2 separate regions of the Homo sapiens genome follow, and region 2 is linked to region 1. Evidence: read pairs that join two places in POLR2A ChIA-PET (ENCODE). Cell type or tissue: MCF 10A. All regions are shown on one strand. Links, peaks and the distances in the headings refer to the core of each region. The heading gives the core; the rest is flanking DNA.

Region 1 (16,817 bases), core at 3,969-11,968:
AGCTTATAATGAAGACAGCTCTGGATTAATGTGATTATGATTGTGAAATTCTGTGTGTATAGCGTGCCAGGCTAACACATATTTTGAGAGCAGAATTTGGTTAGGGAAGATTTCACAGTTTGAACAGGGTTGTTGAAAATTTTCAGGCTGACAAGAATTTAAGTAACGTTGTGCTTATTGTATAAGAACCAAATGTTATGTGGCTGTAAACAAGTTAATATAATCATAGTATGATATTTGAAACAAGGGGAACATTTTTATTCTCTCGAAATCTGCTGTGGTCAAATAATACCTAAAGTATTGTTTTTTAATTCTATGAGCTACAGTTTAATGAGGATATTGTTGCACTTGGGCTTAACCAGAGAAGGGGTTCCAGCATAAGGCATCAAAATAAGAAATGGTAGAAGGAAAAATAGTTCATTTAGTCTAGAAAAAGCAGAAAAGCCCTGATAATTGTTTCCACAAACTTAAATGATAGTCATTTGCTTAGTGTCCAACATAATATTTTTAATCCTGTAGAGTAGAATTGTTACCTCCATATTATGGACAGGCAAACTATATTTTGAGAGGTTATCAGTAATGACGGATTACTGGGAAGCTAGGATCCTGAAATCATGTTGTCACAGGGTGAACCCCAAAATTGGGAGGCCATGTGAGTTCTTGGCTTCATGTAGGAAGGAATTCAAGAGTGAGCCAACAGAGTAAAGTGAAAGTAAGTTTATTAAGAAAAGTAAAGGAATAACAGGGTGGCTATTCCACAGGCAGAGCAGCAGCATGGGCTGCTTAAGTATACTTATGGGTATTCCTTGATTATTCACTAAACAAAGGGTGGGTTATTCCTGTGTTTTCTGGGAAAGGGGTTGGGAGTTCCTGAAACTGAGGGTTTCTCCCCTTTTTAGACTATACAGGGTAACTTTTGGATGTTGCAAACTATCATGGCACTGGTGGGAGTGTCTTTTAGCACGCTAATGCATTATAATTGGCGTATAATGAGCAGCCAGGATGACCAGAGGTTGCTTTCATCGCCATCTTGCTTTTGGTGGATTTTCACTGGCTTCTTTACCACATCTCGTTTTATCAGCTGGGTCTTTGTGACCTGTATCTTATGGAGCCAGTCCTGCTCACCTCCTATCTCATCCTGTGACTAAGAATGCCTAACCTCTAGGGAATGCAGGTCTCATCCTCCAAGAAACCAGCCCCTATTCAAGATGGAGTTGCTCTGGTTTGAACACTTCTCACACGATCTTCATGCCTCCCCACTCCCAGTGAATTCCCTGGGAGACATCTATATGTAGAGGACAAGCTTAGCCAAATGCAAGCTTTTAAAATTAACTGGAATTTTGCCCCCAAACCCCAAAGCAGTTTACTAGTATCTAGGCCAAATAGCTAAACAGCGCCTTTTCCTACCTTTTACTACAACTGTTACCCAAACCTCAGCTTTATGGTTCTTATGATTCCAATGATAAAGTAAAGAAAAACACAATAAGCAAAAGGAGAGAAAATAGGAAACTGATTACTTATGCTTATGCAGTCTTATTTATTTTTATTTTTTATAGAGACAGGGTCTTGTTATGTTGCCCGGGCTGGTCTTGAATTCCTGGGCACAGATGATCCTCCTACCTTGGCCTCCCAAAATGCTGGAATTACAGGCATGAGCCACTGCTCCCAGCCATATACAGACTTATTTATACCTCACATGATAATACTACTAATGGACCCTAGTAATGTGGACTAATTACTGCTCTTGGATCTGCCCCCTCAAGTCAACACATCTCCTCTTTCTTGAGGATAGAGAGAAATGGGGAAGAAAAGAGTCTTTAGCATCCCCTGGAGGCCAAGAAGCTAATACATAATTTAACAGGGATTTGAACCCAGGTGGGGTGGATTCCACAACTGTTACTGCCCACTCAAATAACCTCTATTCCCCCAAATCAGTAGGAGGATAGAAACAGAATTACAGCTAGATAAAGTAGGTTTCTACCTGTAGGGAACTTCTGGCTTTATGGAAGGGAAGATTTTCTGAACAATTTGGATTTTCTAGAGATAAGAGTGTGCTGGCTCCCAAGTAGGAACTTCTCCCGTGATTAGTTTTAAAGAAATAGATGGGGCCGGGCATGGTGGCTTACGGCTGTAATCCTAGCACTTTGGGAGGCCAAGACAGGCGAATTAGTTGAGGTCAGGAGTTCGAGACCAGTCAGCCAACATGGTGAAACCCTGCCTCTACTAAAAATACAAAAAATTAGCCAGGTGTGGTGGTGCATGCCTGTAATCTCAGCTACTCAGGGGCTGAGGCAGGAGAATCACTTGAACCTGGGAGACAGAGGTTGCAGTAAGCTGAGATAGTGCCACTGCACTCTAGCCTGGGTGACAGAGTAAGACTCCATTTCAAAAAGAAAGAAAAAAAAAGAAAGAAAAAAGAAAGAAAGAAATAGATAGAAGTCCATTTGTCAGAAAGTTCTGGAAGGATTCCTGCATTTGACAGGAAGTTGGAGCTTTAAGCCCTTTTCCACACTAAGATTCTGTGATTCCCAGATCATTGGCAAGCAGTTCTGGTGCTGTGTTTCTTTCAATCTGTTTACTCTTTTCCTCTGTGATCACAGCCCACTTGCAACTAGAAGGCTGAGGGATTTGAAAACCACTCGTTATACTTAGGCAAACTCCTCTGGAGAAGTGTTTTAATTTGAGATACTTAGTGTTTCATTGGCTTTCAGGGACAAAACTTGTGGAGAGGAAGAGAGAGAACATACAAAGAGAACAAGCGCTCAAGTGAGCAGAGCTACAGCAGCCTCATGACTGCCATCAATCTTAAAGCGGAAATTGCTGAGGTGCAGTAAGAGGCAGAGCATGATGGGGAGGGAAAATCTAGGCAAATTTCCTGCATCACTGATGTAGATTTTCACTGGGTGACTTAGTTTGAGGGGTTAAGAATTCAATGGCAGTTACTGATGCTATTCCACCGTACAATATGGAGTACTCTGTTCAACAGTTTACATGCATTATCTCAACTACCCCTCACAGAGATCTAGCATGCAAGTACTGTCACTCTCCCTTTTTCACAGATGAGGAGCCTTGGGCTTAGGAGGTAAAGAAACTCGTCTGAATTTCCCTACTGATTAGTGTGCAGATCAAGCACAGGTTTGATGCCAAGGCCAAAGTAACCAAGTTTAGGAACTATATATAGAGAGAGTGTGAGGCGCACACACACACACACACACACACACTCCTTACCTATTAGTACATATAATTTGGGTAACCCTGAAAATGAGTCTGTAGAACTAATTTCTGCATAGGAATTATATCATTTAGGTGAATTTTAAACATCAATCCAAATTAAAAAGCATTTTGTTCTGTTGATGAAATTCAACCTTAAACCATGAGAAAAATCAAGATCAAATGACTCCTATAGTACTACTGTTGCAATCATTGGCCCTCAGATGTCTTCATGGTTTGGGGCGAGCAGAGAAGAGTGTGACTAATACAAGGCATAGGTGGAGACTTTCCCTGTATTGCCAGAGACTGCCTACTAACAGGGACTTCTGACCCCAAAGCATTGTGCCATTCATTTGGCAATTCATCATTTATTTTTTGGATGTTTCTCTTATTTTTTTGAATTTTACATAAAATATTATATTGTCATCTAATTTTCTTTTCACCTCTCTATAGGCTGGACAATGTTCTATAATTTTGAGTCCCCTACAGTCCCTAGACAGTCCCTCATATTATTTGACTTTTTTTCCTTTGATGTGAAAGAGCAATGCTCAGTGTTCTTTTGAAAATTTTTTTTGCCATTGGAATTGTCAAAGTAAATACTGTTCTTAGCCTTCTGTTTAAAAGTTCTTAGCTTTTCTAAATGCAGGCATTATCTAAATTGTAAATGGGCCTTTTCCAAAAGTTATTTTGTATATTGGTTTTTGGAACTCTCTAAAAATAATATACATATCGGCTATGTTTCCAAATCAAACTACACAAGAGCTATTCAGCCCATCACTTATGTGAAGTAAGATGATCCCCTAAACTACCACAAAACCAAATATTCATGTATAACACAGTTGCCGTGGGAAAGCACAGATATGCAGATGTATGTGTACCGCACCCTCACCCCCAAGACTACCCACCCTCCCTGCCGTTGTGTGTGCAGGGAGACTCTTCCCTTCACTTCCCTAGGTTTCCAGTTGTTGTTCTGGATCTAGGCACTACCAGAACAGGGCTGTGTGGCAAAGGAGAGTTGAATTCTTGGGTCCCAAATCAATGACAGAGGATTGATGAAATCAGAGGTGATGGAGGTGACAGAGTCCCATTATGGGGGCCTCCCTGGGACTTCCAAGTGTTGAGATGAGGTGTGCCTGCAAGATGTCATTTGTTTCTTTTTGTCCCTTTCCTTGTTCCTTTGTTGCTGCTGAAAGGAAGGGAAAGCAGAGGATCAGCTGTGGGAGTTTTTTTTGTTTTTGTTTTTGTTTTTTTTTTTTTGGCAGGGTCTCACTCTGCTATCCAAGCTGGAGTGCAGTGGCGTGATCACATCTCACTGCAACCTCAATCTCCTGAGCTCAAGCAATTCTTCTGCCTCAGCCTCCTTGTAGTTAAAAAATGTTTTTTTAGAGAGACGGAGTCCCACTATGTTTCCCAGGCTGGTATTGAACTCCTGGGCTCAAGCAATCCTCCCACCTCGGGCTCCCAAGCTGCTGGGATTATAGGCTTAAGCCACTGCACATGACGAAGATTCTTACAGTTGTAACAAGATGGAATTGCCTCCCCTCTCCTTTGGCATATACTAGAGGGTGATGAAAATCCTGGGAGGGAGCTTTGACTAAGTAGCGCCTTAATAGAGGTAGAAGGAAAAGATTTCTTCCTGTAAATCCCTGTACTCTTAATTCCCCCCAACTCCACACACGCTGTGATGTGACAGGTAGAAGAGGGAGAAATGCATTTCAGAGATTGAACTGGGAATTGGAAATTCTAAACATCTGTATGTTGGTAGCAGCAAGGAGAAATGAAAGAAGAGAGGAAGAGAAAATATTAGCAGAGGAGGGGACTAACATGTCAAGAAGAGAGCTATTTAAGACACACTTTTCCTGTCAAATAGAAGGCAAAACCCAAGCCAAGGCCCTCAAATCATAATTACATAAATGCCCTTATATTTTCTAAGAAAAGTATGTTTTAAAACTTAAATGATGAAATCCGGACGTGGAATTTTCTGTGGGTAACTCCACTTTGTGTATGTCAATTTTATAGTCTGTTAAATGTTAAGTGGCCTCAGAGTACAGGGAAGTGGAGGAGAGGCCAGACTGCCTGAGGCCATGCTCCTCTCTGGAGCTCAGATCTAACAGTCTTCTGTTTTATTCACTTCTCTCTCATTATTTTCCTGTCTGCAAGGTATGTAGATGCATGGAAATTGGGTCTGCTTCTGGACCCCCAGGAAGCATGGAAGCAATGATTGTAGGGGTCAATGTGGGAAGGGGAGGGAGCAGGGTCCAAGCAGCCTCCCCACAGTCCTAAAATGAGCCTTCCCTGGGCCATCAGGTGTGTAGCCTAAGGTGGAAAAGCTAGTCAGAAAGAAAAAGGGCTGACCCCTGATAGAACTGTCACCTATTATTTCAAAAATCTGTGATTGATGAGCTCTGCCAACCCTCACTAAAATGAACAAATAGACTACTCCAGATATATATTTTATCTTTCATTGTCTTCCACAAGTATAGATTTAACTATGCTTTTGGAGCCAGAAAAGTATTAGTAAAAAAATAATGGGTAAAAACAACTGGAATGAAAACAACTTGAATAAAGATTTGACAAATACATCCCTGGACTCTTAACATCATTTCTTTTACCCAATTCTCTCTAAAGTAAAATCAAATATTTCATTAATAGGAGTGAAACAAAAAACAATAAAACGACCCACAAAATTAAAGATGGATTTTTTTTTTTTTTCTTGAGACAACGTCTCCCTCTGTCGCCCAGGCTGGAGTGCAGTGGCACGATCTCGGCTCACTGCAACCTCTGCTCCCAGGTTCAAGCGATTTTCCTGGCTCAGCCTCCCAAGTAGCTGGAATTACAGGCGTGCGCCAACACTCCCCCGGCTTTTTGTATTTTTAGTAAAGGCGGGTTTCATCATGTTGGCGACGCTGTTCTCGAACTCCTGGCCTCATGTGATCCGCCTGCCTGGGCGTCCCAAACTGCTGGGATTACAGGTGTGAGCCACCTCGCCCGGCTAAAGATGGCTTATTTAAAGCTAGTAGTGAATTAATTCAGTTCCTAATTGAAACCTAGGTTTTAACAATAAACATTTGAATTTTGTTCAAGTTTTCTTCAGGGTACATTATATTATGAGACAGCATTGCTTTTTCACAACGAAACGTGACCATGCCAGAAAATAAAATGTTGCCTTCTTTACGGGCTTCCTTCTCCTTGTCAAACTTTGGTAGCATAGTCAGAAACAACTGAAAGGCAAAATACTAAAACATACAGCTCCAGTAACTTTTTTTTTTTAAGATTCTAAGCCAACAGTTTTTTGGAGCCTGCGGGAGGGGGGCGAGGAGTGTTGAAAGGGCCCTACTAAGCTGAGGTCGAGCCAACAGTGAAGCTTCAAAATTGTCAGCAGGCAGAGTCTCTGGAGAGGCAAATGAATAGGCTTAACAGAAGTCCCTTGCCCTGCAAAAAACGAGGCAGGTGCTAGGGGGGTGGACTTTTTGGATAGGATGGAAACCGGGACGGATGAAGTCTTCTCTGGTTAGAGAGGAAATTTGGTATTAAGAGAGCCTCACTGAATCCCAATAATAACCAAACAACTGGTGTTGTCCAGGGCACCGGCTGGAAAGTGGGAGGCAGGAAGCAGAAAGGCTCAAGCTCCTTTCCCTGAGTCGGTTCAGGATTTTAATTTCAGCCAATGTTTATTGGGGCACGGTGTTAAGCACGGTGATATCAAGCTGAATAAAACGTGGTCTTGTCCTTGAAGAGCGTATAGTTCAGTGAAATGGCTTTAACATTCCTCGTGGGTTTTGATAACTTTTATCCTGGGAGTTGTCAGGGAAGAGCTGCATCTAAATCCATCCATACTTTGGTAAAGATTTCAAAACAGAGGAAGCAAGATACGGGGCGACGAGGTTGGAGGAGAGATGACGGCAGGGGCCGGTGCCAGATTTGGGAGCCGCCAACGCCGGGCTGTGCTGGTGCTGCATGCTGGCAAGGGGCAGCCAAGACCGTGCTCCGCGCGGGCACCCTCGGGCTCGGTCCCAGCAGCTGGCAGTGCCGTGCGGGCGGACTGCGGTGGGCCTGGCAGGGGCCGAGCGTAGGTCCGGAGCAGCTTGCGCGGCCGGCGCCCGCCCCCAGGGGGCAGAGTTCCCGGGCTCGTGCCTGCGCCGCTACCTGGGGCTCAGGCCCAACCGCTCCCCGCTGCGTCCGCGCCTTCTCTTTTCCGGTCCTCTCCGCCGGCCGGGGCTCGGCTGAGCTCCAGATTTCCCCACCCGCGGCCGCCGCCAGGGGACAGGAGCCGAGGCGCGGCAGGGCACCAGCGGCGGGAGGCAAGGTTGGGGAGGCGAGGGCGGTCCGCGTGCGGGGGCGGGAGGGGGCTGGGGGATTCGAGGGACGCGGCAGCCCCGCCCCCGCCCCCTCCTCTTCTCCGCTCCAAGCCCGAGAAGCTGGGGAGCATGGACCAGACCCCGCAGCGCTGGCACCATGACGCTCGCCCGCTTCGTGCTAGCCCTGATGTTAGGGGCGCTCCCCGAAGTGGTCGGCTTTGATTCTGTCCTCAATGATTCCCTCCACCACAGCCACCGCCATTCGCCCCCTGCGGGTCCGCACTACCCCTATTACCTTCCCACCCAGCAGCGGCCCCCGAGGACGCGTCCGCCGCCGCCTCTCCCGCGCTTCCCGCGCCCCCCGCGGGCGCTCCCTGCCCAGCGCCCGCACGCCCTCCAGGCCGGGCACACGCCCCGGCCGCACCCCTGGGGCTGCCCCGCCGGCGAGCCATGGGTCAGCGTGACGGACTTCGGCGCCCCGTGTCTGCGGTGGGCGGAGGTGCCACCCTTCCTGGAGCGGTCGCCCCCAGCGAGCTGGGCTCAGCTGCGAGGACAGCGCCACAACTTTTGTCGGAGCCCCGACGGCGCGGGCAGACCCTGGTGTTTCTACGGAGACGCCCGTGGCAAGGTGGACTGGGGCTACTGCGACTGCAGACACGGTTAGTGGCCTCGGGGCGGCCGCGGAAACTCCGGACGGGCTCGGAGCCAGTGAGGCTTGGGGCCGGCGTACAGGTCTCTTGGAAAAAGTGACGGGGTGTGTGGGGTTGTGGGCTTGCGTTTGCGGGCTGTGATGGTGGGCTGCAGCTGGGTTACCAGTAAGGTATACTGGTGCTGCAAATCTAAGCCAGCCAGGTGTGCTTGTGTGAAGGTTGTCAGGGGTGACAGTTCTATGCAAGGTGCTGAGCTCTGGGTTTCTGAATTTGCTCTGTCCTCTGGCCACTGTGTGTGTGTGTGCGCTCGTGTATTGGGTGACAGTGTGCTTTGGGCGTCTGTTCTCTAGATTAGCTTACGTTGAGTGGGTTACCATATTTACATTAAAGAGGCATAATTACTTGTTCTGGAAAGGGAAATGTTACATTAACGTGGCAATCAATAACCTTCCCTCCATTCTTTAGACTCCGATTTTTAAAAATGTGGTAAAATTTTGCCTTAATTTAGCTGTTGACCTCTGTTTTAAAAAGTATGGCAAAATTATGTGGCCAAAATCAGCCATATTCACATACTCCAGCTCAGTATGGTAAGTATCATCAGTGACTGGAAAAAAAGAAAGGGAAAAGAGATGGGAATACTACTATCTTGGTGAAGTAGCAACTTAATATAGTTATACACAGTTTTCCAGAGCCATTACTTAGCTTTATATGTTTTATCAGGATTAGTTGGTAACATCAGGAGATAAAGGTGGCAAAATGTTTTAGGTTTGTGGTAATAAAAGCATCACACTAATAAATTTAATGTAAATGAATAATCCAGCTTTGAACATTGCTTCATTTTGAATTGTTGGGATTTTGTTGAAATTAGGTTTTTTTTTTTGTTTAAAAACTGAGGAAGAAAAAATATCCTCAAAGTTTGAATTTCTTTTCAACAAAATATTTTTGGCAGCTTTCCATTCACACTGTGGGGCAAGGGTTTCCTGAATTGAGATTCTGAATCATATTGTACTTTGTACTTTTTGGAGGTAACTTGGAGGTTATCTGTCACAATGTCATTCATTTCCTGGAGAAATTTTATTTATCAGTACCTTCAATTGCATTAGTGCTTTGAGTTAAGGAAAAGTGATAGGAAGGTTAAGATCAATTATCCTTTATCCTCGGGAATGAAGTCATCGCTTTACTTGTGTTTCATGAACAGAATGCCAATGTAGCTATAAAAAATTTGAGGTGATGTCAAACAAAGAGTGCTAGCATTGTCTCGTTATTCACCATAAGAGATTATAGTAAAATCTTAGGTTTAGCAAACATTGACTTTTTTCATCTTCATATTATTCTTAGTTTTATAAATAGATAAGAGCAGAGAATTATTAGAGAATGAATGTGTAGGAGAGAATATACAACTTCTCTTTAAGTACATAAGCACAGACTCAAGAAAAGTAATTTAAAGTTAAAAAATGATAGTGATCTGTTGCTCTCTTTCTGACATAACTCAGCCTTATGTTTCAGACATGGAGAGTAACTTGTCCTTGGATTTCCTGCCACCTCACCTTCTTCAGTTGACTAGAAATGTAAATCTTTTGAATGCCTTTATGTTCCTAGCTAACTCTCACCAGACAAAATCCCAAATACTGCATAATAGTTATTTGTACTTCCTGGAGTAAAGTGATTGAACAAAAGAGAAACAAAAGAAACCACTCAAGATGGGAGATAAATGCCCTTCCCACCACCACAAAAAAATAGGAAAACGATCAACTGTGTAATAATGAATTACTTTCACAGACTCAATCTCATTCTATCATTTACTTCTCCAGTCTGCTTGGGCATAACCTATAGCTTTGAGATGAGTGGCATATTCTGAACGTTACGGCTCTCTTGGTCCTACATTTCAATTAGGGGTGTGAACAAAAGTATCATGGAGTGGTGAAAAGAATATTGAATTGTGCTTTAGAAAACACTGGTGTCTGTTTTGGCTCTGCCAGTAGCTGTGCACTGTTGGGTAAGACTCTTAACTCTTAGAGCTTTGGTTTCCTCATCAGGAGAAACGCAAGTTTTGAGTAAATTAATTTAAAAGACCTTTGCAGCGCTGAGCATGTACGCAAAACAACCTGGCCTGATCATAGTAGCTAGGACTTACTGTGCATTCATTCTGTGTTGGATGCTGGACTGAACATTTTATGTGCATTTTCTCATTTCATTCTTTTATTTTTATTTATTTATTTATTTTTTGACAAGGGTCTTCGTCTGTCACCCAGGCTGGAGTGCAGTGGTGCAATCTCAGCTCACTGCAACCTCCGCCTCCCTGGTTCAAGCGATTCTCCTGCCTCAGCCTCTTGAGTAACTGGGATTACAGGCACCTGCCACCACGCCCGGCTAATTTTTGTATTTTTAGTAGAGATGGGGTTTCACCATGTTGGCCAGGCTGGTCTTGAATTCCTGACCTCAGGCCATCCACCCGCCTCTGCCTTCCAAAGTGCTGGGATTACAGGTGTGAGCCACCGCTCCCGGCCTCATTTCATTCTTGTAGCAACCTTCTGAGTGAGTTCCTGCATTTTACTGATGAAAATATGTGAAGACATATTATGAGGAGTATAGGAGAAAATAGGGTTAGATATGTGTATTTTTACTTCACAGCTGATTTTGCTGTATTTCTTTACTTACATATACACATGTAGAAATATCTGCATTGTGTAGTAATCCTCATTTTGTAGTTTATGGACTAGTCTAACAGGAAGAAAGGGAATTATGTTTGGCCTGATGCACATGATTTACAGTCTCTTATGCTTAAAAGATATCTGGTATCTTTTTCTTTGTTTTTTTTTTTTTTGAGATAGGTTCTCTCTCTGTCACCCGGGCTGGAGCGCAGTGGCGCAATCTCAGTGCACTGCAACCTCTGCCTCCTGGGTTCAAACGATTCTCCTGCCTAAGCCTCCCAAAGTGCTGGGATTACAGGCAAGAGCTACCATGCCCGACATATTTTTTTCTTTAAAGAAATCCAGGGCAAAAGAAAATAACAATTTACAGTAATGTGATCCCTCCTTTAAAAAATACACTGCTGGCCAGAGTCACATATTTCATTGCATTGAGAAAAATGAGGAAGTTGGTGTCTCCATGGTGAAGAGTTGATTGAAGCCAAGTTGAAGGGGCAGGGTGGGGACCTCAGGTGAGCCAGGGCTGGGCGTGGATGTTCCAGTGGCTCAGATGTCAGAGAGCAGGAAACATGATACCTGGGCCCTGGTTTTATGAAACTTGCAAATTAATACTAAAGAATCATTCTAGGGCTGGGCGCGGTAGCTGTCGCTTGTAATCCTAGCACTTTGGGAGGCTGAGGCAGGTGGATCACCTGAGGTCGGGAGTTCGAGACCAGGCTGACCAATGTGGAGAAACCCCTGTCTCTACTAAAAATACAAAATTAGCCAGGCATGGTGGCACATGCATGTAATCCCAGCTACTTGGGAGGCTGAAGCAGGAGAATCGCTTGAACCTGGGAGGCAGAGGTTGTAGTGAGCCGAACTCACGCTATTGCACTCCAGTCTGGGCAACAAGAGCGAAACTCTGTCTCAAAAAAAAAAAAAAGAATCATTCTGGCTATGGGAATACACTGAATCAGCCCAGGGAGCTGGTCTCATTATGAGCATTTAGAAACACCTTGGGACTTGTTAAAATGCAGATTCCTAGACTGTAGCCCAGGCTCTGAGTAATTCTCAGTTCTGGATCAGGAATGGAACATGCATTTCTATTGAGCAGTCAAAGTGATTTAGATGCTGAAAACTCTGTCACAGTCAGGCAGAACACATGGAAGGGCATTAGAACCCACCTAAAATGTATAGTGGTAGGTGATGATATAGACTAACTGAGCCCACCATTCTGTGACTTAACCCTGTTAGGCTTTAGGAGCAGGTGTAAGGCATGCCAATGTTAACTTTTTGTGTAATTTTAGAAATGACACTTCTGGTTTTTTATTTGACCAGTGTAAGATAGTAATAACCTAGTTCACTGGAATATGGTTATTTTATTTTTATTTTTTGAGACAAAATGCATTTGTGCCATCTCAGCTCACTGCAACCTCTGCCTCTCAGGATCAAGCAATTCTCCCACCTTGGCCTCTGAAGTAGCTGGGACTACAGTCCAGCTAATTTATTATTATTATTTTTTGTATTGTTTGTAGAGATGGAGTTTTGCCATGTTGCCCAGGCTGGTCTCCAACTCCTGGGCTCAAGTGATTCTCCCGCCTTGGCCTCCCAGAGTACTGGAATTACAGGCATGAGCTACCATGGCTGCCCAGAATATGGTTATTAATTGAATGTGAGCTAGGTTATTTTTGCATTTCTACAGGAAGAATTAACAGGCAACTGATTTCCCCCAACAATAGCTTGTGACCCAGCATGGTGGCTCATGCCTGAAATCGCAGCACTTTAGGAGGCTGGGGCAAGGGGATCACTTGAGGCCAGGAGATAGAGGCTGCAGTGAGCTATAGTCATGACACTGCACCCCATTCTGGGCAACGGAGGGAGACCCTGTCTCTAAAACAAGCAAAACAAACACAACAAAACACGATAGATTGCAATAACTTAGTGTTTCCTGCCTAGGAGGGGCAGTCACTTTTCTAGTCTCTGGTTGGCATAGCAGATGGGGCAACTTGCTTGACACTGTGCTGAGAGCCTCCCTTTTTTACAAGCCAACCATAGGTGGCTGATGATTGAGAGGTAAAACATTAAATAAATGAGAAAGTTTTAATCATTGAGATTCTGGAGGAGAGGATGAGTCAAGAGATCTGACTTTTTGTCTTGTCATGCTCCTCTGTTCATGTGCACCTACCCACCCAAAATCTCTTGATTGAAATAGAGATAGAGGACATGTGGACCAAGTACTATTGTTTACAGGCTGTACTCATTGAATTCCATCTGTTGTTTGTAGTGAGTGTTAATTAAAAAGTTAGCTGAAAGCTGTCCCCCGCCACTTTTAAGGGCTACATCTTGGTTCTATGTAGCAGGTGCTGAAAAACATTTATTAGCAATACCAGATTTGATACATTTCCTGGTTGATTTTAAATATTGAGCTCAATCTGCTTTTCAGACTAAGGCAGATGTCAAATACTTAGATTTGGGGGCATTATCTGATTTCTTAACTAGTGTGCATATTTTTTTTTTTTTAGAGAAGACAATAAGATATCCCGTTACTATTGCCTTTTATGAGCTATTGTCCAGGGGTGTATATTTACTTATGTGGTCACTGTCTGTGTGTGTGTGTGTGCATGTGTGCATGCATGCACACGCATGTGTGCGCCTATGTGTTAAGACACCAGTCCCCAACCTTTTTGGCACCAGGGACCAGTTCTGTGGAAGGCAGTTTTTCCGTGGACCTGGGGGATGGTTTCATCAGGCATTAGATTCTCATAAGGAGCATGCAACCTAGATTCCTTGCATGCACAGTTCGCAATGGAGTTCGAGCTCCTAGGAGAATCTAATGCTGCTGCTGATCTGATAGGAGGCAGAGCTTAGGAGGCAGAGCTCAGGTGGTAATGTGAGCGATGGGGAGTGGCTGTAAATACAGATAAAGCTTCACTTGCTCACCTCCTGGTCACCTCCTGCTGGGCAGCCTGGGGGTTGGGGCCCCCTGTGATAAGATAACCTATGTAAAAGTAATTTGGTTTATAACTGAAGGGAAAATGAAATATCCAGTAATAAGGTACTACTCACAGGTACCTGCATTTGATGGATATTATGCAGATACTAAAATAATTATTGTAAATATTATATATATATATATATAAATAGGAAAGTGTTTACGATAGTGTTTAGGGGAAAGAAGGGTATGAAATTTATATATAATACATTATGACTGTGAAAATAAAGATGCTTTTGGAAGATTTGGAAGAAAACATGATAATTATGAATTTGGGTGTGGATGTGTCTTGAATCAATTTGGGTGGTTTTGATAGCAAAGAATAGAAAACGGAAACAATAAGGAGGCTTATTGTTCCTATTACAAGAAGTCCATGTGATGGGCAGACTCCAGCATGGTACACTTCTGTTCCTCTGCTACTTTCTTGGCTCCTCTATCCTCTTCAGAAGCGTGGCCTTTATTCTTAGGCTGGTGGTTATTCCAGGCTTCACTTAGAGATAGAACAATCTGCAGAAGGAAGAGAGCCCCTCTGCAGGAATGTCCTTTTGAAACAAGGAAACCTTTCTGGAATTTCCCCCACAGACTTCCACATTTCATTTGCCCAGACTGGATCACATGTTCCTTCCTGACACTCTTTGGAAAGAAATGTACAATTACCATGATTACATAGATTAGTTAGCTTAACCTCTGAATCATCTGGGGATTCAACTGGCAAGGAGGAAACAAGGTAGTTGTTGATCAGAACCAAAAGGGTTTGCTAAGGAGTATGGTTGGGACTTGTCCTTATATTTGGGAAACTTAATGCAATTAAAAAATAACAGTAAGTAATTTATAAAGTGCTGTAAAATGTTACATTCATTTTTTTTTAGTCATATCTGGATGAATAACATTTAGACTCTGGTTTGGTTGACAAAGCATATTTCCTTGTCTTAAGATGCTATTTGCAGGCAAATATTATGACGCATTTATATCTGAAATGAATAATTCCATAATTGATGAGAATGCTGAAGTTAGTTCATTTATTAAGTAAACATGATTATATGATTTAATTCTAATTTTGAAGGTTTTTTCCCCCTGAATTAAATTTTAAAGAAAGCAGTCCTTTGAAGCCTCTCTCCTTAGCTGCATAGTAAATAGGCATTATATGAACAATTGATTTAGACTGATGTTTACATGGTTGGTCTGTTGTCATTAGAAACTAAAGAAGTGTTTATTTTTGCCCCTTTAGCATCTTCCTTTTCCAGGGCAGTCTCCTCTTCCCCTCCTCCTCCTTCTTACAAATCAGTGCAACAATATTAATAAAAAAATTATTGTATGCAAAACACTAAAGCAATGATATTTACCCCCCTACAAGCCACACATGCACATTTAGCCTCAGTACTTTTTATTAGGATCAGCAGAGGGGATACAAAGTGTAATGCTGGTTCTTCTAACAGGGTAAGGATAGGTTTCATTTATTCCTTAAACATTTACTGCATTCACACTAGGTGCAGCATTTATAAAGATGAATCAGAAATTCACCTTTGTCCTCTGGTTGAGGACAGCCATTTTCTGGGTGAGGTGTCAGAAGAATAATAAGCATTTTCATTACCTTCCCTGTGGTGCATGATCTGGGAGACAAGAAGATTATTGTTTGGTTTCAATTTCATCACTCACTGCTATGCAATAAAATGGTAATACCCATACCATTTGTTTATGTGTAGATGGTCTGGGGACACACAATTTGTGAAAGCTTCTGTTGAGGTTATATGCATGTATTGTTAGCCTACTATAGCTTAACCATGGACAGAGTCATCTTTTTTTGTTTGATATCATATAATGTTTTAAACTAAGGAATAATTTATAAGATTTATAAATTTCTAATCAGCACACTGTAAATGGGTAGAATTGCTAACTTAGGGGATGCACTCTCATTTTGAACTATACCAACTGATTTTTTTTCTCAGCATTTAAGTTGTTGTATACATGAATAATAAATGAACAATTAGTATGAATTATAGATGTGAACTAATGGAGGCAAATATAGCTCAGTTGGATCTTGGTTCAGGGGAATGCCTTGTATGTTAAAAATGATTTGATTCATTTTGACCTGGGATGACTTGAATAAAATATACTATTTAGCAAAGATATAGCAGGTTTAATTAACAGGTAAATATAATTATAGATGAAAATAGTATAACTTAGTACTGTAGAATATAGTGAAGAAAGAAAATAACATAAAAATTAACCTAGCATCCCCTACTGTACTTGAAAAATTCAACCAAGAGTCCCCCAATTCAGTTGTTTTCAGGTACTGTAATTTTTTAAATATATTTTATAATTGATAGAGAATGGTCATTTAGTATATTTTTATAGTGTTGCATTTGGTATAAGACATAGTATTATATTTAACTTAATGTCAAATATGTGTACTAAATTGTTCAACATGTAATGGTTTTTTTCTATTCTTTTGAATAGGTCATAAATTGAAATTTCTGTATCACTCACAGCTTTAAGTGTACTTTTTGTCAAGGATCTGAACACTAGCTGGATGTTGCCAGTATGCATTCTTTCTATTCCACTAGAACAATAGAAATGACTAAAACTAATTATTTTATGCATCTGTAAAGTTCAATAATAGACAAGAAAGGATTTGTGTGAAAACGTGAAGTTTTTTTTTACTCTTTTATCAAACTGTGATTTTTTAAAAAAAGATTTTAAAAATATTTATTACTAGTTTTATTCAGAAAACACTATTGGGGTGGGTCTTTGTTTTTACTGCATTTTCTTTCTCTTTAAATTAAGGAATGCTATTTTATAAGTACATTTTAATGAGGGGTTAACTAAATAGGCAGGCATGCATTTTTTCCCCCCACAGGGTCTTTCTTTGTTGCTCAGGCTGGAGTATAGTGGCACAGTCATAGCTCATCGTAACCTTGAATGCTTGGGCTCAAGCGATCATTTGCCTCAGCCTCCCAAGTAGCTGGGATTACAGGCCTGGGCCACCACGCCCAGCTAATTTTAAAATTTTTTGTAGAGGTGGGGTCTTGCTATGTTA
Region 2 (16,817 bases), core at 5,009-13,008, 64 kb before region 1:
CCTGGGCAACACCAAGCATTCCCCCGATTTTGCATGCCCCAGCCAATTCAGAGTCAAGATCCATGCTCAGCTCCTTCCCTGCAAAGTGCTAATGATGAAGCATGGGGATCAAGTCAGCAAACTCCAGAAATGGTCTTAGACTAGGAGTCAAGCCTTGAGATCCTATTACACACCAGATTCATTCCCTGATTAGAGCTGCTGAATTCTTTTACTCTCACTGCACTCATGCTAAAGTTTCTTTCCTCCAGCCTCCTAACCCCAGAGGAGGCTGAGCCATGATACCCATTGTCAAGCAATACATATTTAAGGAGCCCCTGAGATATGTCAGGCACCATCATAGGTGCTGGGACAAGTGAATGTGACCAGGAAAGTCCCTCCCCTCTCAGAGGTTCTTTTCAAGTTGGAGGACAGCAAATACAGAAATATAGAGTCTAACATAACAACAGGGAGTAATAAACACTTTGAAGAAAAATAAAGTGGAATAAGAGGGTAGGGTTGCCATAGGGTTCTCTGGGCAGTCTTCTATGGGAAGGCCACTTGTTTGGGCAGAGAAACAAAAGATGTCTGAAAGGAGGACTACGGGCCCCCCATAAGTGCGCTCCGGTCTGCGCACAGGGCAATGGGCATGTAATTTCCTATGATTAAGACCTACAGTATGTACAATATTACTGCAACAGACACTGAGACTGACTTAGCATTGTTTCATAGTATCCGAGTTGCTCTGTTGGAAGAAAGTGCATGTGATGGGCATTCATTTGCTTCTGCCATCAGACAGATTCTCTACCTTTGTCCTTCCTACAAGATTCCCTAGGAAGGCAGGGCTCAGTGGCTCACACCCGTAATCCCAGCAATTTGGGAGTCCGAGGCAGTCAGATCACAAGGTCAGGAGTTCAAGACCAGCTTGGCCAACAAGGTGAAACCCCGTCTCTACTAAAAATACAAAAATTAGCTGGGCATGGTGGCACGTGCCTGTAATCCCAGCTACTCAGGAGGCTGAGGCAGGAGAATTGCTTGAACAGGGACCCGGGAGGCAGAGGTTGCAGTGAGCCAAGATCGCACCACTGCACTTCAGCCTGGGCTACAGAGTGAGACTCTGTCTCATAAATAAATAATAAATAAATAAATGATTCCCTAGGAAGCTGACTCCCACTGAATGTGCCACTCAGGAGTCCCTGCTCTCTAGATTACAGTTGAGTTTGCTCAATGCAAGGCCCCAGCAGAAATGTTGAAAATAAGAGCAAATAGATAGTTAACCACTCTTTAAAACAACAATGGATGTATACTTCTCTGGCCTCAGCTCCCGTGGGGAAGCTCCAGTGCCAGTCCCTGGGTGCTTCACCATTTTCAGTTAGTTCCTAAACCTTGTAAACAGACCCTTCACTAAATTCTTCCTAGTTAACCCTTTGAGAATGAAACCATTTCCTGCCAGGACTCTGACAGATACAAAGAACCCACAGCCGACTGCTGGGTGCGCGGCAGACCTGGTGCATGGCTCCACACTGCCATCTTGGGGGCTGGCACAGGCTGGCAGGCACTGAGTCTGGGGAAGGGAGCTGGGGCTGGAGGTGTGGAGGGGAAGACCGTGCATAGTTGCTTCCTGATCAGCTCTTTATTTGATTGAGAGTGAGGCAGGGAAGATTAGAGGGAAGCTTACAGTGGAATTCAGGGCTGAGGCTGCTATTCTTTTGCTCCTTGTAACTTCCTACAGTGTTGTCAGCATCCACATACTTCTCTGTGGGGTTGGTCTCAGAGCCAGGTTACCTTGTCTTAGGTCCAGTGGCACCCTGACTGGCTTGGTGTCCTTGAACAAGTTACCTAACCTCTCCATACCTAAGTCCCTCAGCTGTAAAATTAAAAAAGAAAAAAGAAGAAGAGTACCTACTGCATAGCATTGATTTGAAGATTGAATGAGCTGGTATTATACAACGTTTAGAAGCAGTGCCTGACACGCAAAAGGCTCTCAACAAATACTATCCTTTACTAATATCCCGTGTGTCTGTATCAGAGCTGGGGGGGTGGAGGGACAGAAAGAAGTGGGAGAAGGTAAAGAGATGGGCAAATGATCTCTAAAGTCTCTCTGGCACTAACACAATTCTTTATTATGTGTTTTGTCTGGCTCTTTATATTGATAGCTGTTCCAGAGGCAATCAATACCTATTAGTCGGTTTTATTCTTATTTTGCTGTCTGATCTTACAGGGGAGCAAACTGAGGCAAAGCATGAACTTACTTCTCAGGAAATTAACCATTATGTTGGCAATCGCTGTGATTATTTGAACAGCAGCATCTGGACAAATTTAGTCACATGAAGTACAGAAGAGAGATTTCTCATGGTTAAAACGAAGCTCTCTTTATTTGCTTCTGCTAATTAAAAAATCAGAGCTAAAGATACTTAAACACTACAGTTAAAATGCCATGGTTGTCTATTGGCTTAATGAATTCTCTTATGAAATCAACTCTAAAATGTTATCCATCATAAATCATGAAACACAATTTTTCTTATTCTCTTTAGAGCTTTACAATTCATCTTAAAGACCAGTGTTTACACTCTCTTCTGTAGGTTGTACAATAACCTTTGGCGAGAAAAAATAAAAGTCTGGCTTTCTGACTCATAAGTGTGTTCCCTTTAACAGAAAAAGAAAATATGTCCTCTTTAAAACTGATGATCATTGGTCACCTCAATTTTATTGAAGTTCACTTCTGACCTCTTTAGATGTAGTTCTCTACATAAAACTTCCCAACAGAATTCTCTGTCTGAATGCCTCCTCCACAAACAAAATTTTAAGAACTAAAATCATCATCTTTCCTTCCAAATGTGCTCTCCCTATGTCCCCAGGGCTCTCTATGTGTAGAGCTGAGACCATTTGCCACTCAGTTTCCTCACCCAATTAATTACAAGTCCCAACAATTTTCCTTTTTTTTTTTTTTTTTTTTTTTTTTTTAGACGGAGTCTTGCTCTGTCACCAGGCTGGTGTGCGGTGGTGCAATCTCAGCTTACTGCAACCTCTGCTGCCTGGGTTCAAGCGATTCTCCTGCCTCAGCTTCCCAAGTAGCTGGGATTTCAGGTGTGTGCCACTACATCCAGATAATTTTTGTATTTTTAGTAGAGAGGGGATTTCACCATATTGGCCCAGATGATCTCAATCTCTTGACCTCATGATCTGCCCACCTTGGCCTCCCAAAGTGCTGGGATTACAGGCGTGAGCCACCATCCCTGGCCCAGTTTTGCCTTTTTAACATCCCTCAGCTCTTCAAATCCATTTTCTCTTCTCTAACACCTCCCCATTCCCCAGCTCGTAATGAACTCTTAAGTAGATTACTACAATCACTTCCCAAATGGTCTTCCTGGCTCCATCAGCCTTGTGACCTTCAAGTTCATTCTCCACATGGATGTCAAAGTAACTTTCTAAAATGAAAATCTGACCACGTTACTCTCTTGCCTAAATCTGCCTATGGCCGCTGTTAGGATCAAGTCTAAACTCCCGACCCTGGAACATCAGGTCTTCGTGTTCTGTTTACTGCTTCTCTACCTCACCTGCAACCAACACCACTCCCACATCCATATTCTGCTCACCGTGTATCAACATGAACAGGAGGTGGGTGTTTCAGTCCCCAGGAAGACACTGGGCCTTTTCAATCATCTACTGCTGTGTAATAACCACCCCGCAAACTGACCACATGATTTCATTTTGCAAGGGTTCCTTCCTTGGGCTGTGTTCAGCAAAAGGGTTTACTGAGCTGGCAGGTCCAAGATGGCCTCACTCACAGGACTGGCTGTTGATGGGAGCCTTGATGCTCTTGGGCTCACCCCTTATCCTCCAGTAGGTTAGAGCTTCTTACAGTGGTTTCAGGCAGCATCTGAAGACAGTAAAAGCAGAAGCTCCAAGGCTTCTTACATTCTAGCCTGGAAAATCACATCACATTGCTTCTTTCATATTTTTTTTGGCAAATCAGGTTGCAAGGCTTGCCCAGATTAGGGTAAAGAGGCTCCTTTTCTTTTCTTTTTTTTTTTTTGTTTGAGTCAGAATCTCGCTCTGTTGCCCAGGCTGGAGTGCAGTGGCGCGATCTAGGCTCACTGCAAGCTCTGCCTCCTGGGTTCACGCCATTCTCCTGCCTCAGGCTCCCAAGTAGCTGAGACTACAGGCACCTGCCACCACGCCCTGCTAATTTTTTTTTTTTTTGTATTTTTTAGTAGAGACTGTGTTTCACTGTGTTAGCCAGGATAGTCTCCAACTCCTGACCTCGTGATCCGCCGGCCTTGGCCTCTCAAAGTGCTGGGATTACAGGCGTGAGCCACCGTGCCCGGCCAAGAGGCTCCTTTTCTTGATGAAAGGAGTAGTGAAGTCACATTGCATGTCCTTGCAAAGGGACATGCAGACCACATTAGAGAGAATATGTGCCTGTATTTTGCAATCTGTAACATGGGCATAAACTAAATGTTTTCCAAAGGGAATAGGGCAAAACAAAAAGGACCTTGACCACTCCTTTGGCCCTGAATAAATCCAGGAAGCCTAAGAGTATGACTATCCTGAGGTAGAAAGAGGGTCACATGCTGGATAAGAGGTACCTGGGCTCTCCAGTTACAAGAAGAGAGCATGGTTACATTTATAATCACCATTCCCAACATGCTGTGAGTGCAGGCAGCTACCAGGAGGAGAACAAAGGAAATAACCAGGACACCCATCTCTAAACCTGTTAATTTAATCACACAGAACACTTCTATTTAAAATTCCCGAGGGTTAAGATGTAAGAATGCTTATCAAGGTAAATGCTGTTCACACTGCTTGGAGTGTCAGGCCTAGATCTCTATCCATCAGAAACAACAATATCAATAACAACAACAGCAACATGATGATGGGGCAATTTCTGAAAAGCACCATGTATTTTATCGATACATGTCCGTTGCAGAAAATCCAGGTGAATCCAAAGAAGAAATGAATGTCTTCCACAATCCCATAGCCCAGAGCTAACTAACCACTATAAAGAACCCAGCGTGGTTTTAACTAATGGATCAAAAGATGCTCATCAAAGGCTCTGAGCTTTCCTGAGTGCTAACAGGAAACATCCAGCATCTCTGGTCTCTCCAAGGCTGCAGGTGTCTTTGCCCATAGTGCCTGTTTTGTGTCAGGGAAAGAATCAACCTGGGAGCCAAGCCCAGGAATCAGGATGACCAAGACATACTGGACAAGGAGGGAACAAACCCATCCAAGGACACTCAAGGACAAATCAAGCAAATGAATTTAAGGGAGACCGGCTCATGGTCTGCTTTGCTGCTCAGCATGGCTGGGAGGCACAGTGGAAGATCATGCATCCTGCCCCTGGGACTCCTGTGCCAGAGCCTGAGAGCTTTCTCCTGCCCACAGGCTAGGGGTAGGACAGTTGGAATTGATCCATGCCTTCTAGCTAGACTGTGGGTCCCCTCAGTCTTGGGCATGGTGACAGCCCAGCATCAGACAGAGGTCAGTATCAAACTAGAAAATTTAATAAATGCTGTCAGATTTGTAGACCCAAGAAAATATAAACTGCCAATCACGGAGGAAAAAAATCTCTCAATGATCTTATCTTTATATGATTCCCTTGCTGCCTGGAAATTGACATTTCCTTGGGGATAATCTGGTCATAGGATTGGTGAAGGTGGAAGGGAGGCAACCTCCGAAGGTGGGGCCCTCTGCTCACCTGGGACAGGGAGGGCCTGAGGTAGGTGTCTGTGTGGGCTGGGGAGGAGGATGGGAGCAGTGCTTCTAGATGTTTCCACTTTTTCCTCATTAGATAATAACGAATGGGTGATTTCCCTAGTCACTGCAGTGTGAGGAAATCTACAAAATTAATTTCCCAATACACTTTACAGGATAGGTGGAGAAACCCATGAAGCACAACTGCAGTGGGTTATAAAAAACGGCCTTTCGAGTTGAGCAATAAATTCGTTCGAGCAGCCATTCTGAAGGACAAACGTGGCTCTGTATTTAAGAGGGGCATTCCAGCCCTTCTCTAGCCACTGGGTTGACAATGACTCACCAAAGCCTCTGGTAGCCACCACAGGACACCCAGAGCATATGTTTTAAAGCTGAACACCAAACTGCGGACTTCAGGAGTAAGTGAACTGACTGGTTTTTATTTTGTTTTACTGCTTTTAACATTACAGTAACTGTTACAGGTTCCAGCAGGCTAACTGGGTGGAAATGAGTTTGGTTTCACTTAGTCTCTCTAAAGAGAAAGCAAGTCCGTAGACTAATACCTAATAAAAGCAAAGCTCCCAACAATTGAAATTGCCTGGGCTGCTCTGTGTGTCCCACATGCATGGGTGTGGGTGCCAGTGTGTGTGCGCGTGTGCATGCATGTGCATGTGTGTTGGGATAGAGTGGTAAGAAAATGGGAAATAATAAGAATGTTCAGTCCATAGCCTTTCATTATAAAAAGGTGAGCTGTAATAAATACTAGTGCCACATTTAGCCAAAACTTTACTCCAGCCAAAGGTGATATTTTCATGATAACATCCTGTGATTGCTTTGTTCTTCGTCTTTTATGTTCTTCCTAGATGGGCTCAGAACATACAAGAATTAAGCACACATCTTATTTTCCAGTGATAATGCTACCGGCAAATTCTGTTGTTTGTATAAACATCAGCCATGTTTATATAACTAAACTGGTGTTTTGTTTTGTCAATTCAGCAAGAAATTAGACCAAATGGTGGCTTAATGCTGCATTGATTTGGCTATCAATTTCTTTTCACTTTTCTGCAAAATATTTAATACATTATTAAATTGAATTATGCTGACGCCACAGTTGTTCTTATCTCAATTGTCTTAAAATTCATTTAATTTTTTTCCTTTGGTTTCATTATTCAAATTTTAACTTCAGTTATCAAGATTTTATCTGATGGAAGAGATGGAGTCCATTACTAAGGACTCCATTGTGCTCCATCATGCCAGAGTTGTAAAATAGATCTTTTAAAGGAAATTTACTGTGATTTTTTTCTATTTAAGAGCTTCCTCTCCAGTTGAGCATGTAAGAAAATTATACCAGGAGAATACAGTAAACTCTATGAGGCAAGCTATAAACATGTAGCATTGTGATTAGGGCTGGTTCTCCTTCTAGAAACATGGTAGGATTGGAATTTCATACCATCCTTGAAGTTAGAGACAGCCACGTGACTCATTTAGCCAATGAACTGTGAGCAGAATGACATGTCACTTCCAGCAGAAACTTTAAGAATCTGAGAGACAGTCATACGTTTTCCATGTGCTGTAGCCTTATACCCAAAGCCTGGGTCCCAAGTGACCATGACAGGCAGAGCTCCCTGTTGAGCCACAGAGATTTAGAGAATGGCTGTTAACACAGCATAATCTAGCCCATCCTGACTAATCTGATATTAACATGTATAATAAAGAATTCTATCAATGCTGAGGGAAGATGATTAGTTAAGGTCCTAGGTTGCAAGTCTCAAAACCTCTTCTAAGGATTGTAGACAGGAAATTAAATGACTTCTAGTCCCTAGAGTTCCCAATCTCCTACCATCCCATCCTAATATGACAGAAGTAATTCCTGAGTTGCTTCTGAAACCAGAGCTTCTCTCAGAACCCTTAGCCTGCCAGATGGCTTCTTGGAGAGCCCTCACTCACTTTTCTCCTTCTGCTATTGCTGCTCATTCATTCCAGCTTTTAAAAATTCATCTTTATCCAGGAACCTCGCTTCTAGAAAAGTCAAACCGGTGCTTCCAGGAGGCTACAGCTATCGAGCAGTGACCTTGCCTGTCATGTTCAGCCCTACATCTCAAACTCCAAGCACATGGCGGTCACTCAGTTAATATTTATTAAATATTGAACACTTCTTTTTCAAAAAGCAAATTTCCTTTTGAGTATTCAGCTACTGGTAGATTAAACATGTCCTCAAAAGAAACTATTTGTAATCACGCTAATTAATTAGAGGAAAAAAGGTAAGAGAATTCTAGTTTCTGAATAAATTAACTCATGCTAAGTCATGTCCTTTACTCATGTTACCTGAGGTACACAAATATAATGTAGAGTAAAATATATCTCAAGTATATCTTGATTCTAACTGCAAGAGGATACCATTATTGTGTAGTCACAAACTCCAAAAACTATGTAAATTTGTATCCTCAGCTTCAGCAGTAATTCTATGACTTACCCTAGGCAAGCCTGAACAGGTCTCTACAGCTTAGTTTCTTGTTTTGTTAAAGGGATTTAATACAAGCTTACCTCACCAAGATGCTATGTAAAACAGTTTCTATTTATTGCAAGTACTGTATGATTTTTGTGTCTATTGGTGTGGAGCAACACACTCATTACATGATGGCATCAAAAATTTTGTGCCACTAAGGATGCCAAATTCTTGGAGATACTAGAGGGATTATAGTGCATATGACTAATTAATTTTGGGGATTGTGTTGCAGTTACATCTAAAGACAAACTTGGAATTTAGGCTGAAGAATTGTCTCAAATCATTTTAAATTGTGTTTTTAGAATATGACACTTAAATATCTCAGGATAGCCTCAAAACTTCAGTAGAAAATCGGGGAAATATGCCTAAATATCTCAGGATAGCCTCAAAACTTTAGTAGAAAATCCGGGAAATATGCCTTATAAGCTTATAAAGTTATAAAATTTATGGTTTTATGTATTATATAAATAGAGCATTGCAGACACATTCCTTATTTTGAAATAAAAAAACCTTCTGATATTAGCATTCATTTACTTAAGACCCTGTGGAACTCAACAAAGCAATAGAGCTGGAGAAAGGATTGCTAACTTATCCAAGATATAGTTCTGATTCTGAATGGATACTATCCATCTTTCTCAAAGAAACTGGGACTTGCAATAAATATAGTTTGATAGGATGCATTATGTAGAGTTTTTTCAAAGATTTTAAAATGTCAAAAGAGCCTTATAATTACTTTACTATAAGTAGCCATAATACTGCAATAGAATTCAGCAAAATCAATCATTTAATTTAATTTATAAAATTAAAATTTTTGTTTACAAATATAAAATAGGTTTTTAAAATTCTGAAGTCATCAAAATGAACTAGCTTTCTGACTTGAATCGAGTCATCTAACCACACTGTATCAGAGATTCCTCAATTGCAATTCAAAGGAAATGAAATAATTCAGTGATTCTCAAACATTTGGGTCAAGGATACCTTTACCCTCTTAAAAACTGAGGACCTCAAAGAGCTTAATTTATGTTTATGTGGATTATATCAATCATTATTTACCATATTAGAAATTAAAACTATCATTAAGATAAAAACTGAGATACTTACTAATTTATTTAAAAATAAGTAAATATTCTATTACGTTATAAGCAGTATATTTTATTTAAAAAACTATATTTTCCAAAGATAGCTTTTTTTTAAGAAGAGTAACATTGTTTTACATTTTTTCAAACCTGTTTAATGTCTAGCTTAATAAAAGGTGGCTGGATTCATACATCTTTTTCTGCATTCATTCTGCTGTGCATTTATTCATGTTGTTTCGCATTTTGCATTTATTCATGTTTTGGTAGAAATATTATGAAGAAAATTTGGTCGCAAACAGAGTATATATTTGGAAAGGGATTTATGCCTTTAAAACTTTGATATTCATTTCAGATAATTGTTTGTTGCTAATATGCTTATATCATCAAAAGGAAGATGTGCAAAAGGGTAGTTAATGGCATCTTGGGCTGCTGTTTTTAGAATAAGAGAAGAGGTCTTACTCAGCTCAGTAATGCTTGTCTAGAGAGTGCCTGGTTTCTTTTTTCTTTCTTTCTTTTTTTTTGAGACAGAATTTTGTTCTTAATGCCCAGGCTAGAGTGCAGTGGCGCAATCTTGGCTCCCTGCAACCTCTGCCTCCCAAGTTTGAGCAATTCTTCTGCCTCAGCCTCCCGAGTAGCGGGAATTACAGGCATGTGCCACCACACTCAGCTAATTTTGTATTTTTAGCAGAGACGGCTTTTCACCGTGTTGGTCAGGCTGGTCTCAAACTCCTGACCTCAGGTGATCTGCCTGCCTCGGCCTCCCAAAGTGCTAGGATTACAGGCGTGAGCTACCGCACCTGGTCCCTGGTTTCTTTTTAATACTACATGGAAATTTCACATGTAGTAATGTCTTAAAGCCTAGTTGCTTTGTGAAATCTGAAACATAGCAATAAATTTTTTATATTAAGATTGAAAAAAAATCCATATCAAAGAATAACATGTTGGGAATGGCTTGAAGAGACTAATAGAGATTATGCCATCCTTTAGTATACCACTGCTGAGTGATAAGAGGAGGCAGCGGACAAAACTATGGGAAGAATCCAACAAGTCAATTAAAGTTAATGATTTTAACCCACCCCTCTTAAATACTGAAGGAATAAGCCTACCAAAAAATATAATCAAAACTATATAACATGATCTGATTAATAAACTAAAATTAATAAAGGAAGATATAGAATCTTAACAGAGAATACATATTTTTCAAAACACATATGGAACAGCCACAAAAATCACCATGAATGAAGTCATAAAGGAAACTTCATATATTTCAAAGAATTCATGAAATGGAGATTATGTTATTTCATCATTATAGGATTTAATTAAGAATAAACACTAAAGCCGGGCACAGTGGCTCACGCCTGTAATACCAGGACTTTGGGAGGCCGAGGCAGGTGGATCACTTGAGGTCAGGAGTTTGAGATCAGCCTGGCCAACATGGTGAAACCTCGTCTCTACTAAAAATACAAGAATTAGCTGGGCGTGGTGTTGCATGCCTGTAATCTCAGCTACTCAGGAGGCTGAGGCAGGAGAATCGCTTGAACCCGGGAGGCAGAAGTTGTAGAGAGCCAACATCGTGCCATTGCATTCCAGCCTGGGTGACAAGAGCAAAACTCTGTCGCGAAAAAAGAAAAGAATAAACACTAAAAAGATGGATTTTTTAAAATCTCATAACTCTAGGAATTGAAAGTAATTAACATCCCTTGGATTAAAAGGGGGAAATTAAAAAATTCTTTAGGCTGAATGAATACATTTATCAAAAAACAAGAAAGATTGAGAAAAATAAAGCAAATATAAAGCTCAAAGAGCTAGAAAAGGAAACAAAGGAATAAATATATAGAAACAAGATGAGACAAGATTATACAAGTAAGAGAAAATCAATAAAATGGTAAAGAAAAAATTAGTAGAGATAATTTAACAATCAAAACCCTATTTCTTTGAAGAGATTTTTTAAATGTACACGTATCTGACAAAGTTGATCAAACAAATTGTGATGGTTAATTTTAGGTGTCAGCTTGACTGGATTAAGGAATACTTAGAATACTGGTAAAGTGTTACCTCTGGTGTGTCTCCTCTCAGATGTTTCCAGAGGATACTGGCATGTGAGTCAGGGACCAAGCAAGAAAGTTCTGCCCTCAATGTGGACAGGCACCATCCAATCAGCTTGGGGCCTACATAAAGCAAAAAAACTCTCTCTCTCTCTGTCTTTCTCTCTCTCTCTCTCTCTCTCTCTCTCATCCTGATTAATACAAAGAATATAAGAGACTAAGAAATTAAAATTCAACCCCCAAAAGAGAATCACCTATAGAAATAGTAGTGATTTCAGAAATAATAATGAACTATATAGCAATAATATTGAAAAACTTCAATGAAAAAAGAAACAAATTTCCAGGAATAATTTGCCTGGAAAGTAGAAAACTTGAATTGCCTGTTAGCTATGAAATTGATTTCTAATCACCCATCAGGCCTCTGGTGCAGGTAATGTTTGTTATGGTCAAAGTTCTTTATTCTAGTTAAGCAAATCCACTCTAGCTATTATAATCTGAAAATACTTTATTAAGAAATGTATGAGGCCCAGCATGGTGGCTCATACCTATAATTCCAGCGTTTTGGGAGGCCTAAGAGAGCAGATCATTTGAGCTCAAGAGTTTGAAACCCACCTGGGCAACATGGCAAAACCCCACCTCTACAAAAAATGCACACAAAACGTTAGGCAGGTGTGCTCGTGTGCGCCTGTAGCCCAGCTGCTCGGGGACTGATGTGGGAGGATGGCTTGAGCCCGTGGAGCGGAGGTGGCAGTGAGCTGTGATCAGTGCCACTGCACTCCTGGGCGACAGAGTGAGACTCTGTCTCAAAAGAAAATAAACAAATAAATAAATTTTAAAAGGAAATGTATATATATCACAGAAGTACTAGAAAGACTTAAGTAACAGACTCTGACTTAGTTTCCAAGAATGATCTCCAAAACCCAGCAGGACTGAACAACTAAGAGAACTGCAGCCACTATTATGATCAGGAATTTGCCACCAGCAGTACTGGTTTTAGTATCACACTGCCACTGCCACAATCTATACTATAAAACCAAATGTACTGTACCCTGTTTCCACATAATTCCATCTTGAATCAAAATCTCCCACAAGTGAATATTATTAACAGAACCTAAATTACATTCAGAATCCTAACTGCTAGAGAATCTAAAACATGTAGATTTTACTTTCAGTCTCTATATGTTATAAAGCAGTTGGAACAAGATTGAAAAAATAATCTACAGGATCAGATTGTTTTAAAGATGGGTTCTTCAAAACTTTCCCAGAAGAGCTAAGTCTAGTTTATACAAAGTGTTCCAGAAAAAAGAAAGTGAAGGACAGCTGCACAACTCATTTTAAGTCTTCGACTCTCAACTCATTTTAAGAAGTTAATTATAATCTTCAGACAACCACTGGATTAGGACAGTACAAGAAAAGAAAGTTATTAGCTACTTGTTAGCCGTAAGTGAGTTATTAGCTCACTTTTGAGCAAAAATGTGAAATTCTAAATAAATATTAGCTTATTTCAACCATGTTTTAATAAAATATGGCAATGTAAATTTTATTCCAGAAATGTAAGGAGGTTCGTCACCAGAAAAGATATTAATATAATTTATCACATTAGTAGACTAAAGGGGGGGAAATGACTCAACATATGGAGAAAGACCATTTGATAATGTTTAACATCTAATTATGAGATATTTTAAAGTGTTAGAAAAAACTATGAATTAAAGATAATTTTTTAATTTGACAAAAGCTTTTTTTTTTTTTTTTTTTTTTGAGATGGAGTCTCGCACTGTCGCCCAGGCTGGAGCACAGTGGTGCGATCTCAGCTCACTGCAACCTCCACCTCCTGGGTTCAAGCGATTCTCCTGCCTCAGCCACCAGAGTAGCTGCAACTACAGGCACCCGCCACCACTCTTGGCTAATTTTTGTATTTTCAGTTGAGACGGGGTTCCACAATGTTGGTCAGGCTGGTCTCGAACTCCTGACCTCAGGTGATCCGCCCACCTCGGCCTCCCAAAATGCTGGGATTACAGGCATGAGCCACCACTCCTGGCCTTAACAAAAGCTTTTAATAAATATCTATTAGCAAACTTAGGAAAAAAAATTGTGACATATCATCTTTAGGGACAAGAAAGAGTCTTGCATGGCTTCCATTGAATATGGTGAGGGGTTCTCAGTCAACACAGTATTTTTTCCTTCCGAAAAAATGGGAAATATAAGGATTGGATAGAATGGACGACCCAACCCTTTCACAGTTTGCAGATTATTAGATCTTATACTAGAGGACCCAATTGAATCGATAGACAAACTATTAGAACTAATATGAGAGCTCAGAAGGGCTGTGGAGATGCAAGATTTATGATAGACAACAAAACAATAGTGAACACATATAGTATTTACTTAATTCATATATAAGACATTTTATAAATATTTTATGTATATTAATTCATTTAAATTCCATATAAAAATCAGTAACATTCTTCCGTATCAGCAGTGACCAACTGGAAATTAGTATAAAATGCAATTTCATTCACAACAGCAATAAAAACTACAAAGTATATAGGATATAAACTAATGAATGAACCCATCCTTTAAAACAGAGTTTTTCAAGCTCTATTAAAGGACATAAAACAAGATCTAGGTAAAAAGGAAAAAGTACCACATTCATGAGTGGGACAAATGAATACTGTAAAAATATCATTCTCCCTAAATCTATAAATTCAATGCAATTTTAATGAAAATTTCATGAGGATTTTGTGAAGAACTAGGCAATTAATTAGCTTATAAAATGTGCATAGAATAATAATAGACCACAAATAAATAAGATGAATTTTTTAAAAAGAAGAGCAAAGAGAGGGAACTTGTCTAGTTGAATATATTAAGACATATAAAACCATAGCAATAAAAATAGTATGATACCAGTATAGGAATGGACAAAAAAAATGATATAACAGAATAGGAAACCAGTAAACAAGCCTATGTTATATATGAGAATGAGGAATATAGTAGAAATTAGCATCATAACTCATAGAGGAAAGACACATTATTTAGTATGTGGCTCAACACATAGGAAAAAAATAAACCTAACTATGAAAGGCAACACTATGAAGTGAGTGAAATACATGAAGCTTTCTTTGTGAACTTGGGATGGGAAAGGATTTTTAAACAAGACCCAAAAAGTACAAACCTTAAGGGTGTGTGGTGGAAATTGATGGATGTGATCATGTTAAAACTGAATATTTCTATACAAAGAAGATATGATAGACAAACTTAACAGGCTGGTTGCAGACACATTAGCAGGAGATATTTTTAAAGTGTAACACTAAAAAGTGATTAACATTTAGACCATATAAGGAACTACTAAAATCTACAAGGAAACTCAAAAATTGAACAAGGACTAAAATAGACAATTCATGGGAAGGGAATTCTAAATAGCCAAAATGTATATGAAGAGATGTTCAACTTCACTTGTAATCAGAGAAATTCAAATTAAGTCAACAAAGAATCGCTAAAAATTACAAAGTCAGCTAATACTAAGTGCTGGCTAGGATGTCAAGAAATCAGAAAACTCATGCACTATTGATGGGAGTGTAACTCACAATACCTAGTGAAATTAATTATTCATATAATTTGTATACTTATCATTCCCTCACCTGGGTTTATATTGTGTACAAATCCTTAAGGGGATATTTTGGAGTGTGGTATCCTATCATTATTAGTGTTAGCAAGAAGTTAGAGGCAGCTTCATGTCCATCCCTAGGGAAATGGCTACTCAGAATACATAGCATGTACACACAATGGGATAAAATACAGGAAGAAGTAGTTAACCATTTTTATATGTAGGAATGTAGATGGATCTTGGAAATATGGAATTAATTCTATAGAACAAAACAATTTTTATATATTCAAAATACACATATACACAGAAAACAACCATATGTTGTATCTCAGGGCTGTATTTTCAGATGCCTAAGGAAACATATTGGATATATTAATGTGTATATCTCTGATGGGAAAGATGATGTATATGAGAATGAATAGGACAAAGGGGAAAGAATAATGAAATAAAACAGGGGCATTGTATGGACTCATAATGACGATGGAATCTGAAATCTGTGTATTTGAGAGCGGTATGACTCACAGATAATGCATGTGTGTCCTAATTTGGGGAGGAATATTTAAGTAATGTTCTCAACAAAAGGAAGCACTGGTTTTAAAACAGATTCTGGGAGGATTTGAATGGCCTTATGTAGAAGACAGATGGATACGTGATTAATACAAATTCTTGCTTTAGGTATTTTCCTCCCTCAGAAGTGTTGGAAATTAATCTGAAATTAATTTGCCTCCAGCAATCAGTCTAGGAGAGGAGTAGAAATTTAAAACCATGGTTATTTAATATTCAAAGAGAATGGCTCTGTAAATCTGGAAAACACAAATAACCTGACAAAAGCTTGTTTTTTATTTAGTTTCATGTAATCTGTCAGGCAGTAGTTTAAAAAGTATCAGGTTTTTTTCTTCTGGTATTATTTCATTGCATGTACTCACTGACAAAACCTTTTATTTATCAGTAAAATGTTCCCTATTATTCATTGTTATGCAAGCAATATACCACAAATCACTGCATAGCTATTTTTAAAATTTTATTATTATTATACTTTAAGTTTTAGGGTACATGCGCACAACGTGCAGGTTTATTACATATGTATACATGTGCCATGTTGGCGTGCTGCACCCATTAACTCGTCATTTAGCATTAGGTATATCTCCTAATGCTATCCCTCCCCCCTCCCCCCACCCCACGACAGTCCCCAGTGTGTGATGTTCCCCTTCCTGTGTCCATGTGTTCTCATTGTTCAATTCCCACCCATGAGTGAGAACATGTGGTGTTTGGTTTTTTCTCCTTGCCATAGTGTGCTGAGAATGATAGTTTCCAGCTTCATCCATGTCCCGACAAAGGACATGAACTCATCATTTTTTATGGCTGCATAGTATTCCATGGTGTATATGTGCAACATTTTCTTAATCCAGTCTATCATTGTTGGACACTTGGGTTGGTTCCAAGACTTTGCTATTGTGAATAGTGCCGCGATAAACTCATGTGTGCATGTGTCTTTATAGCAGCATGATTTGTAATCCTTTGGGTATATACCCAGTAATGGGATAGCTGGGTCAAATGGTATTTCTAGTTCTAGATCCCTGAGAAATCGCCACACCGACTTCCACAATGGTTGAACTAGTTTACAGTCCTACCAACAGTGTAAAAGTGTTCCTATTTCTCCACATCCTCTCCAGCACCTGTTGTTTCCTGACTTTTTAATGATTGCCATTCTAACTGGTGTGAGATGGTATCTCACTGTGGTTTTGATTTGCATTTCTCTGATGGCCAGTGATGATGAGCATTCTTTCATGTCTTTTTTGGCTGCATAAATGTCTTCTTTTGAGAAGTGTCTGTTCATGTCCTTTGCCCACTTTTTGATGGGGTTGTTTGTTTTTTTCTTGTAAATTGGTTTGAGTTCATTGTAGATTCTGGATATT

Evidence for each region. Peaks named below come from ENCODE experiments on the same cell type or tissue, not always from the same donor. Only the 100,000 strongest peaks of a DNase experiment are listed, where the experiment ranks them.
Region 2: POLR2A ChIA-PET joins it to region 1 with 19 read pairs; 4 of 35 experiments call an interaction of 5 or more read pairs at or near these places.

Annotation. Positions count from the first base shown.
Region 1 is chr4:118,343,569-118,360,385 of GRCh38, reverse strand. It overlaps PRSS12 (serine protease 12), which reads left to right and starts at 7,383. Exons shown (of 13, transcript NM_003619.4): 1 at 7,383-8,167. The coding sequence starts at 7,666. RefSeq lists silencers at 7,157-7,416, 7,447-7,526 and an enhancer at 6,793-7,638. In MCF 10A, for the core only: a CTCF peak has its summit at 7,310 (motif pointing right); a DNase peak (open chromatin) is centred at 7,365.
Region 2 is chr4:118,408,941-118,425,757 of GRCh38, reverse strand. No RefSeq gene overlaps it. Among named protein-coding and RNA genes, the nearest start is that of PRSS12, 64 kb to the right of the region's middle. In MCF 10A, for the core only: no CTCF peak of the experiment used is centred there; a DNase peak (open chromatin) is centred at 8,197.